2 separate regions of the Homo sapiens genome follow, and region 2 is linked to region 1. The links are chromatin loops, found by intact Hi-C in ENCODE. Cell type or tissue: GM12878. All regions are shown on one strand. Links, peaks and the distances in the headings refer to the core of each region. The heading gives the core; the rest is flanking DNA. Region 1 overlaps LOC101929413 (a long non-coding RNA gene). Region 2 has its middle 96 kb from the start of LINC01752.

The links. A loop is a pair of places that touch in the nucleus more often than their neighbours do. Peaks named below come from ENCODE experiments on the same cell type or tissue, not always from the same donor. Only the 100,000 strongest peaks of a DNase experiment are listed, where the experiment ranks them.
Region 2: it touches region 1 in a loop (3-fold over the local background); 3 of 110 quality-filtered maps call a loop at or near these places.

What each region holds. Positions count from the first base shown.
Region 1 is chr20:10,901,787-10,907,177 of GRCh38, forward strand. All of the region lies in intron 1 of LOC101929413 (a long non-coding RNA gene), which reads right to left. Among named protein-coding and RNA genes, the nearest start is that of LINC02871, 120 kb to the right of the region's middle. In GM12878, for the core only: no CTCF peak of the experiment used is centred there; no DNase peak of the experiment used is centred there.
Region 2 is chr20:10,846,052-10,851,442 of GRCh38, forward strand. No RefSeq gene overlaps it. Among named protein-coding and RNA genes, the nearest start is that of LINC01752, 96 kb to the left of the region's middle. In GM12878, for the core only: no CTCF peak of the experiment used is centred there; a DNase peak (open chromatin) is centred at 3,250.

The DNA.
Region 1 (5,391 bases), core at 196-5,195:
TTTACTTACATTTCTTGAATTCCATGAAGAATAAAAAAAAATACTATGAGAACATAACTACAAATCTCCTTTTTCCTTTCAACCAACTTCAACAAATTTCCTCACATACCAGACCAGATCCTTTCTCCTCAGGACCTCTTAAAGTTCCTAAATCTGCCTTGGCCTGTACGCTTCTTTTTGGTTTTTTTTCCTCTGCTTTGTTTATGTTTATTCTGCAATACATAAGCCCCAAAGATCTAGTCTGGTTAGTCCAGACCCTTCTGGGGAAACCAGAGGAGAAGAAGAAACTAAGCTGGCAAAGTGTAATCCTCTTAGCTGGCAGGTAGTGGGCAAATCTGCTACTAGTCATCTATTAATAGCCTTGGTCCCATGCCAGTAGCTTATATCAATAGAGAATCTTCTATATGCCTGGTGCTGTGATAAAATTAAAATCCTCCCCTAAATCAATTACCATTGAAATGGATGCTCTTGATAGCTCCGTTTTGCAGGGGAGAAGGCTGAGGCTTGCTTGCTAAGGTAGGAGAGTTGCTCCAGGGATGGAGCCAGGACATAAACTTGGCAGTCTGTTAAGGAGCTGATGCTCTTAGATAGCATGTTCACAGCAAAACTTTGACCTGTTGTTAGTGGGATTGCTTAATGATAATAAAAACCCTTACTCTAAATGCTCTATAATAAAACATGCCCAGCTTTAAGTACATGGTAATCCTAGCAAATGTTCTTTCTGACTTTGAAAATCATTCTGGTGTGAATGGGGTATCTAGAAGAGATCTTTCTGATAAAAGAGTTTAATATGAAAATAAATGCATATGAATTCAGGTTCTTTGGAATACTTACACAAAAGTGAACAGAACACACAGTGAGAATGGGCTATTTTTCCTTCAGTTGGAAGGGGCTGTCATTGGCTGAGTTTAGCTGCTTTTGCCAGAAAGACATCAACCATTTTTAATGTTCTGACTATTTTTTATGACTGCCTGAAGGATATCAGATGAGCTATCTGTTGTAAATCAATAATAATTTGCTCTAGAGTAATGAGGAACTAAAACTGTTTCTAATAAATCTCCAAATACTTAGCATACTTTAAAAACCAATTGTTTCATGAGAATTAGATTTCTTCTCTGTCCTTAAGAAAGAGCTGAGGGTGGAGGGAGGCAGAAACACTAGCCAAACATTTTGGAACAGAGAAATGTGAAAACAGTGAATGAAGGCATATGAATTCCAAGGCTTTGTTTTGTAATCTCAGCTGTTCAGAGGCACGCTCTGTGGTGCAAATTGGTACAACTTACAGCAAGTCAGATGCCACTGTGCAGTTTCTTTAGAAAAGCTCATTGGCTACAAACTGATCATAGCCTTCAGTATCAACTAAGTAACTAGAATATATTGAAAATAGCTGAATTCTAGTTAAATCATAGCCTCTGCCTCCTGGCAGTGCTCTGTAATGACTGGGTAACTGGAGCATGTCTTGGAATGTGGAGGGATGGGTCCCACTGTCTGTCTAGTCTTTTTTTTTGGTATTTAGAATGCATCATGGGAAAAGAAAAATGTAAGCTCAATCCATCCATTAATTTGATACTGTTATAAGTATATTTTTCCTGGGGACTTTCTTATGAAATTGGAAGGGGAAAAGAAATCCACTGGGGAGGGGAGAAAGAGAGAAATATTTTTTTCCCTAACTGTGTCTGCATGATTCTGAGGATATGCCAAAATCTTAAGAGTAATCTAGTGGTTAATAAACTGCTGTAGTTGCTATTCATCAGACAAAGGAAAGCAAATGATTGCTTGTAGAATCCCTGCCCCCAAATCTCAGGCTTATTTTGTGGAAGGAATGAAAATAGTAAAGAATACTGTGGCGGGACAATGGTGTCCTCTGAGCCGGGTTTCCTGTCTCTAACAGAGCTTTCCCTTTAGCGAGTTTCAGTGAATGTAAGAATTTCAGTTTCTGGGTATTCTAATGCAAAAAGCTTAATTTCAATAATACAATTCTGTATAATAAAATCAGCTAAGAGTCTGTGGGAAAGATCTGACCCTATTTTTGCTCTTACTTCATCCTTGGGTTTATATTACTAGACCATATTTCTCTGATAGCTTGATGTGGTCATGTGCCTGAGGTCTGTGCAATGCAAGGTGTGCAAAAGTGATGGGTGGTACTTCCAGGACTGGCTTATAAAGCCCTCTCATGTGCCATCTCCTTTCCCATCTGACTGAATGATGAGGGTCCCTAAGACCTAAGAGAGGACAGACTCACAATCGGAAGGTGCCCAAGACCCTGGATGATCACATGGAAGCCTACCCCACCAGAAAAGTCCATTACTGGCCAGTGACAGGCATGGTAATTAAAGCATTATCATGTCAAGTCCCTGAGATTTAGGGATTGCTTTTCATAGCAGCTAGCCTTACTTTATTAATACTGGATTGGTTTATGTCATGACTAGGGTGATGGCCTTGTTTGATGATAATGATCCTGTTCTCTATGTGAGGTTGTCTAGATTCTGGTCCTGGCCTCTGCCTGTTAGTTTTTCAGCAGCAAAATGTAGAGTTTGCACCAAAGCCTTTAAGATTAGTTAGAGTTTAGAGGTTTTTTTGGTTGACAGAAACTCTGACAAACTTAAGCCAAAGGAATTTGTCATGAGGACACAGGTGGCTCATGGTATGAAAAATGCTGTTAGAGAACCAGGCTCAGAGAGGGCAAGAATTAGGGAAGATCCAGGAATCCAGGAAGCAAGAGGTACTTAAAAATCTTGTCGCGGGCTGCCTCTGAGATTTATCATAAGTATTTTCTATTCTTGCCTTTTGGTTAAATTTTGCTATGTAAAAAAACTTTGTGGCTTAATACCACTACCTTTTAATAGCTCATGGTTTTGTAGGTCGAAAATTTGGGCTGGACTTAGCTGAAGTTTTCTACAGATCTGGGCCAGATCAAGCCAGGTTCACTCATGCATCTGCCATCCCCTGCCAGGTCAGTGAAGGCTGGTCCATCTAAGACGGCCCAAATGGATGGTTTGTTTTTGCTCCATGTGGTCTCTCAACTTCCATCAGGTGAGCAAGGACTTGTTCACACAGCAAGTGAGCAGGGATCCAAGAGGGGTGTAGAAGTGTGCAAGGTCTCATGAGGCCCATGCTCAGAACCTTCACAATGTCACTTCTGCTATATTCTATTGGCGAAAGCAAGTTACAAGGCCAGCCCAGATTTAAAGAGTGGGAACCCCACCTCTTGATGAGAGGAGCTGCCAGATTCATGTTGCAAAGTGGAATAGATGTGGGGCAGTGGTGGAGAAGAATGGTGGCCATTTTTGCAATTCATTAAACCTTGCTTGGATCATAGGTTTACTCCTTGAGTAGGGGCGGGCTGGCCAATTTCATACTCCTCCTAAGAGTGAGCTGAATGTGGGAGAAGTTAGTTCCCATAAGGAAATTAGAATGAAGCGCGAGATGTTCTGAGTAAGGTAGGTAGATCTGATTTTGAAACCCACCATCATTATCTAGATGTGAGACCTGAGCAAAACACAGAAACTCTTAGGACTACTTTGTCATCTGCATGACGGGTTAAGTAATATTTACTGACAAAGTCGTGATAATTAGAGATTATAAAAGGAAGGGACATGTACCATGTTTATATATAAGTGGCATCCACTAACTTCTCAAGTTTTCACCTCGAATTGACACAAGGAAATGAAGGGAGATGTGTCTATTCTAAACAGTTTTTCCTTTTGGTTCTTTTGAAAATAAGGCATGATAACTTTGACACTAAGGCTCAACCTACTTTTGCTTTCACAGCATTTAGAAGTGTTATTCACTAAGATCTGTCTTTACCATTCTCAGGAATTGGGTTTGCTCCAGGGCTGTTTCAGTGGCCACATTGTATCCATAAGCTTTATCCTTCCTTATTGGTTATGTGGCAGGGCTGTCATTCTGATTGACTGGAGCCCATGCTGCAATGATTGTTAAATATTGTGAATATCCCCACGACTGTATCTAAGAAACACCCCACAACCTTAACAAATTTTGTTTTCTTCTTCTGGGAAGTACTGTGGCTTTGTGGAACCTGAGGTAGCATTTGTTTCTGAAAGTGTTTGACAAATGTGTGTTGAATGAACATTTGAGAGTGAATGAATAGGTAAATGAATGATTTGGTGTAATGTCTTAGTTTCCTGGTGACAGTTTAAAAAAAAAAAAAGAAATGTCTTGATTAAGTGCAGACAATAATCTATCTTGGAAAGCTGCTAGAAGAGATATTTCAGGGATAGAATTGCAGATGTAAACTATAACAAAACTGCCTGTTTGCTTTATTTCTCTTTCTTCAGCCTGTTTATCTTTTCAGTCTCAACTAGCTCTTGAAATAAATAATACTGGGGTTTGCCATCTGGGGTGGAAAGCTGAATTTTATTAATTTGTTCTAAAACTAGCTGTTTTGAGCTTTGGGGATTACATGCAGGGAGTGTATCTCCTTGTCTTTAAAATTAAGATTTGGTGTACAGGTCAATGGTAGCTTTGCCAGTGGAATCCCAAAGTGCATTAGGAATATAGGTGGGGATTAAAGCAGCATAACTGAGATCCTATGCTCAGGACCACCATGGCCCCCACCCACACCCCTGCCATCACACCCAGCACCCCCTTGCTTTTTGAGTGTTAAAAATGATTTTTTCGCCCTCTCTGCTGTATTTTTCCACACTAGAGGGCTCTGGGTAATTTTAGCCAGTTTGTCCAGTTTGTGCTGTGTCCTCCGCTATCCACTTGGAATCTAAAAGATCACAGGAAGAGGACAGAGAATGACTAGCAAAGCCCTCGTGAAGCAACTGAGTTTTCATCAGGACATAGCAGATGCTGTGTGCAAAAAAGATCCCATTTGGAATGCCTGGATGATAGATACACTTTTTGATTTTCATGCAGAAACCTCTAAGGCATTAATTGGGAAGGGGTACAAAGGTAGAGTGACCATATCAACTGTATGTACTAGTTTGTCTGGGACATTCAGCTCTACATCTTTTGTCCTGTTATCTATCCAGGTTAGCATTTGTCCAAGATATTTCCCCTTAAGTGAAAAATTATTATCAGTATTTGTGTTAAAATAACCTGGGATAGACTTGGAAGACCTCTGCATTGTGCTTTCACTTCTTCCATGACCTTGCCTAAAAGTGAGTGAGACGCACATGAAATAAACAGAGTTTTCATTTCAACAAGTGGTCAAATCTGAAAAGAAACAGAGATGATCCATTTTTCTCTTCCTAACTCTTTCCAGATGCATCAAAATCAACATATCCCTTTCAAGGGAAGCATGCATTGTGTAGTCAGGCAGAAGTAGCTACTGTTGGGTAACTTTTTCTGGATATAGTGGTGGGAGAAGAGCTCAAGGCTCTGTCCCTATTGGACATTCAGTTTCCAACCAGTTATGCCATG
Region 2 (5,391 bases), core at 128-5,127, 56 kb before region 1:
TGTTCAATGTACAGGTCCTAAGGAGTGTTTTTGAACTGGAAATAAATGTTTCTATTCAATGCCTTTTCTGAATATTGAGTTTTTTATTCACATGCATTGTTAATTATACTGAATCCTCATTATTCAATCATCTTACGATTTCCAAAGGTTATTCCCCTGTAGTATTCATTTACTGTACTGACAAATTTCATTTATTGATATTTAATTTATGAGCTTTTCATGTCAACATATATAAGTAAGGTTGTTCTATAATTTTTTCTTGGGCTATTTTTTTTCTCAGGTTTTGGTGAAGTTTTATGTTGCCTTCATAAAAAGTTAAGAAATATCCTTTCTTTAGACTCTGGAACATGTTATATAGCAAAGGAAAAATCTCTTCCTTGAAGATTTGAAAAATTCACCCTTGAAACCAACTGGCTTTGGTGCTTTTTGGAATTTTAGGTAGGGTAGGATAAGAGGGGCTTAGGGAGAACAGGGAAATAGCTCTTTATAAATGTTCATAATCTCTTCTTTGGTTATTCATATTAGGTTCTCTTAAATAATTTCAAGTTTCCTATTTTTTCCCCTAGAAAGATAATTTACCCAGGTTTCAAATTTATTCACTTATAGTGAAAGTCAGATATATTGATCATCCAGAATATATAAAGGACTTTTACAACTCAATAATAAAAGGACAACCCAATTAAAAATGGACAAAAATCTAAATAGACAGTTCTCCAAAGAAGGTATACAAATGGTCCATAAGCATATGGAAAGATGCTCAACATCATTAGTCATTAGGAAAATGCAAATCAAAACCACAAGGAAATACCACTTCACATCTACTGGGATGGCTGTAATAAAACAGACAATACTGACTGTTAGCTAAGATGTGGAGAAGTGGGAACCCTCATACATTGCTGGTGGGAATGTAAAATGGTACAGCTGCTTTGGAAAACAGTTTGGCAGCTCCTCAGAAAGTTAAAAAATTGAGTTATTGTGCAAGTAAGCAATTCCACTCCTAGGTGTATACCACAGAGAAATGAAAACACATGTTCACACAAAAACTTGTACATAAATGTTTATAGTGGGATTATTCATAACAGCTAAAAAATGAAACAACCCAAATATCCACTACCAAATGAATGGATATACCAAATATGGTATATCCGTATGATGGAAAATTATTCAGCCGTAAAAATGAATGAAATACTGATTCATGCTACTACATGAGTGAATCGTGAAAGTCTTATGCTATGTGAAAGAAGCCAGACAAAAAAGACCTCATATTATATGACTTAAATGTCTAGAATAGGCAAATCCATAGAGACAAGGAGTAGATTAATGGTTGCCAGGAATTGAGGGAGGAGGAATTAGGAGTGACTGCTAATATATAAAGCTTCTTTTTGGCTTCATAAAAATATTCTGGGATTGGAAAATGGTGATGTTTGTATGACTCTACAAATATACTATACATAATTGAATTGTACGCTTTAAAATGGTAACTTTCATGTTGTATAAGTTATATCTTAATAGAAAATATATTGGTAACATTCAGGGCATAAAATCTTAGAGTTGGGATTAAATGGTCATCAATCTCAAACTCAAATTCCAGTGGTCAATAGTCTTTGGTTGAGGTCTCTTCCCCAAACTGGAGTTCAAAACCATACAAAAGAGATGATTCAATTTTGACGCGTTTTTATGGCTAGAAAAATTTCCCCCTTTTTGACTTGCAATCTTCCTTCCTTAAACAATCTCCCACCCTTATTCTTGTGTTTATGTGATGAGCAAAACAGAGTAAGTCTATCATTCTCTTCTGTATCATTCCCTTCTATGTCTCTCTTTCCAAAAAAGTTAATGTGAGGATAGTGACATTGTCAGAAGTTGTATCGTTTCCTCTTTTTTTGGTGTTATTTAGTTTGTCTAAAACCACTGCAAATATCATCACACAATGTTAGCTCCCCGTGTCCCTACTTTCCTCTTGCCCCCCAGCTTCGTTGATTGAGGGCCCTGCTCCATGCTCTTTTACAAAGTTGTGCTTAGCTGGATCCATTCCTCAGTTTAAGGCACAAGGAGGCAGAAATAGCAGAGCCAACCTAACTCTCCATTAATGCAGAATCTCTGCCCTCCAAATACACCAGTTTTCCTTAAGATCTTCCAATCTTGCAGTAGTAGCGAAGAGTAGAAGAGAAGTCCTTGTCTCAAGAAGAGACTAGGATAAATAGAAACACAGGTAAGAGAGAGCTTAAAAAATATACACGTTTAATGCAGAAGTGAATGAACGTGGCTAGTGTCAGAGAAGAGAATAATGCCTATTTCTTCTCTTAGTCCCAAATATGCTCCTTGGATAAACTCATCAGAACACTGAGCAGATGGACCACAATCTTACCTGGTGTTCCAGAAATTAGGATTTGATCCCTCCTTTCCCTGATCTGTGGTTGACAGAATGGCGTGATAGTTACAAATGAAGACTTTGTAACTGATGGCCTGGGTTTGAATCCCAGAGCCACATCTCTTTTAGGTCATCTGTGAAATGGGAATGATAATGATAACAACTGTATAGGGTTGCTATGAAGACTGAAGCTAGCACACACACACACATATACACACACCATATACATGTATACATACAGAGAGAGAGTGTGAGAAGAAAGGAGTATTTAAAGTAGCTCCTGGTACATCGTATGTGCTGTATAAATTGATGTCAATGGCTATTCCCACTGCTATTATTGCTCTGGGATGGTGTTTAGGCCGCTAGACTTTCTGGAACAAGCCTGACTTTTTTCAGCCTATTCTTTAGTTGTACTTGTTAACTGGTCATTGCTCTAGTTTAATTGGCACTCAGGGAGGCTGTCCACTCCCTACTTAGTCTGTCCATGATTCTTGCTGACCTAGATTTGTTGTCTCTGTAATTCCCCTTCCAGCTTTTACAGCAAAGAGGCCACGTTGTAAAGCTGAGTAGGGTGTGGTTCCAGGAAGCTAACTCCCCCACCCGCCTCCAAATGTCCTTAATTCATAGGGAAGGCCCTGATTGCTTTGGTTATCTCCAGACCCCCCTGTATAGAGGGGCTGCTGGAGCCTCAGTTTTCATGTCACTGCTCTGTGGCTTTGTAGGCGGGACTTTGACTTTCTTCCTCAAGGCCAGCTGTTCTAGGGAGCACACTGGAATGTCTCTTTTCTGCTTAACTGTGCTATGCGTGCTTTGTCTTCTCAGCAATGCCAGAGATGAGTCACCCCTTCACTTGTTTGCTCATTCGTTCTTTTAGAAAGTCTTTATTGAGGTCTTACCACACGCTGCATTTGGCTAAGTGTAGACAGATGGACAGATACTGCCCTTGCCCTTATGGAGTGCATAAGCTACATGCTACTGAAGGTGGTACTGACTTTGAAGCATCAAGAATAACTCTCAGATTATTTTCCAATGTAATCTGATGAATGAAGGCATTTAAGGAATTCTAGAGGAGGAAGAGGTTGGGGGTGAGATGGGAGACAACAGATAATGTAATTTTGCATATGATAATTTGCATATGTTAGTTTGAGGTACTTGTGAATAACCTAAGGGGGGATGTGGCCATATGGTTCCAGAGCAGTGCTGTCCAGTGGAATATGATGTGAGCCATGTATGGAGTTCTAAGTGTTCTAGTAGCCACATCAAGACAAATAAAAAGAAACAGGTGAAATTAATGTTAATACTGTTTTAATTTAACTCAATATATCCAAAATAATATGTCAGCATTTAATCAATATAAAATTATTAATGAAAACTAGACATTTTGATACTAAATCATCTAAATCCAATTTATATTTTACATTTACAGAGCCTCTCAATTTGGATGTTAAGTTTTCATTCGTATGAAAAATTGATAGTTGTAAAAGTAGATTTGGATTGTTTGTAACACAAAGGATAAATGCTTAAGGGAGTAGATACCCCATTTTACATGATGTGATTATTTCACGTGATGTGATTAGTTCACATGATGTGATTAGTTCACATTGCATGCCTTATCAAAACATCTCATGTACCCCATAAATTTATACACCTACTATGTACCCACAAAAATCAAAATGAAAAATTTTTTAAAAGTAGATTTACATACCTAAATTGTTCCAAACATTATTAAAGGTGTTCCAATAATTAAATTGAGTATAATTTTTAAAAAATCAAAATAAATGAAAATGAAATACAATTTTTAAAATGCAGTTGCTCAGTCATACTAGCTGCATTTCTAGTGCTCAATAGCCACATGTGGCTAGTGGCTGCTACACACAACAGCTCTTAAGGGGGGATCTGGGCTAAAGATTCTCCAGACTACAGACGAGATCTGACACCAAGAGAGTGAATGAAATCACCCTGGAAGATTATGCAGAAGAAGAGATGCTGGATGATCTCCATGGGCCTGCCCTTCTACATGTTATTTCTGAGCCTCAGCCACTGCTTAAAATTGTTCATTAGCTTAGATTTGGGTATATGATTGATGAGGAAGATTCTAGACCCGGTTTGAAAATGGGGCCACAGGGATGGACACTGGGATGTGGGTGTCTGCCCTTAAACATCTCCCTGAGTCGGAGAGTATCTAGATGCTGCTAGGGTGTTTGCTGAACCCTCTTGATTCATTGGAGATCTGGGTTAATTTCGGCCAAACCCCATCTCATGGCCTCCACAAAAGCCAAGCTTGCCTGAGGCTCCTTTACCTCCCATCTCCTCTGGCCTACTGGGTAGGTGTGGTCTCTAGATCATTTAAAGTCTGCTGGTCCAGAAACCCAGACACTTCACTGCTTTCTACAAAACCTCCCCTCACTCCAGGCATTGTTGAATTTAGCCACCTTATAGAAGAATGGGAGTAAGCAACACAATTACAGCTCTTCAAGATGCCTCTGTCTTCCCTCTGCCTTCTAACTTCCCTCTCCTATTTCTGTTTGCACTGCTCTTTTTCTCCCCCTTCAATGACAAATACATTGCCTGGTCTTCCCATAATGGAAGGTTAGGCTTGTTCTTGATGCCTTTCCACTAATCCTAAATGTCTTATCCGACCTTTTCACCCAAAAAAATACAAAAGCCTCCTTAAGAAAAATTTAGGTCAATAAAATTATCCCCTCTCAGGGCAACTGCTTTCTGAACTGTGTCTTTTATTCTTCGTCTCCTCCTATGATACGGTTCATGTTCCCCACAGTGCCTGCTCAACAGAACGCGGTCAGTTTATATTTGCTTAACGACTGCCCCTGCTTCTTACTTCCCATAAACTCTGCCTTTCAGAGGAGAATTGAACTAATTGCACCTTTATCCATTTCATCCAGGCCACAGACAAAACCACAGTTCATTTGGTGGCTGAAGCTTACTGAAAACTTCCTTTCGTCTTGATGCAGCCAGCTTTTTGGATTACATGGCAAGGGTGGCCTGAGCAAAGCGATGGGAAA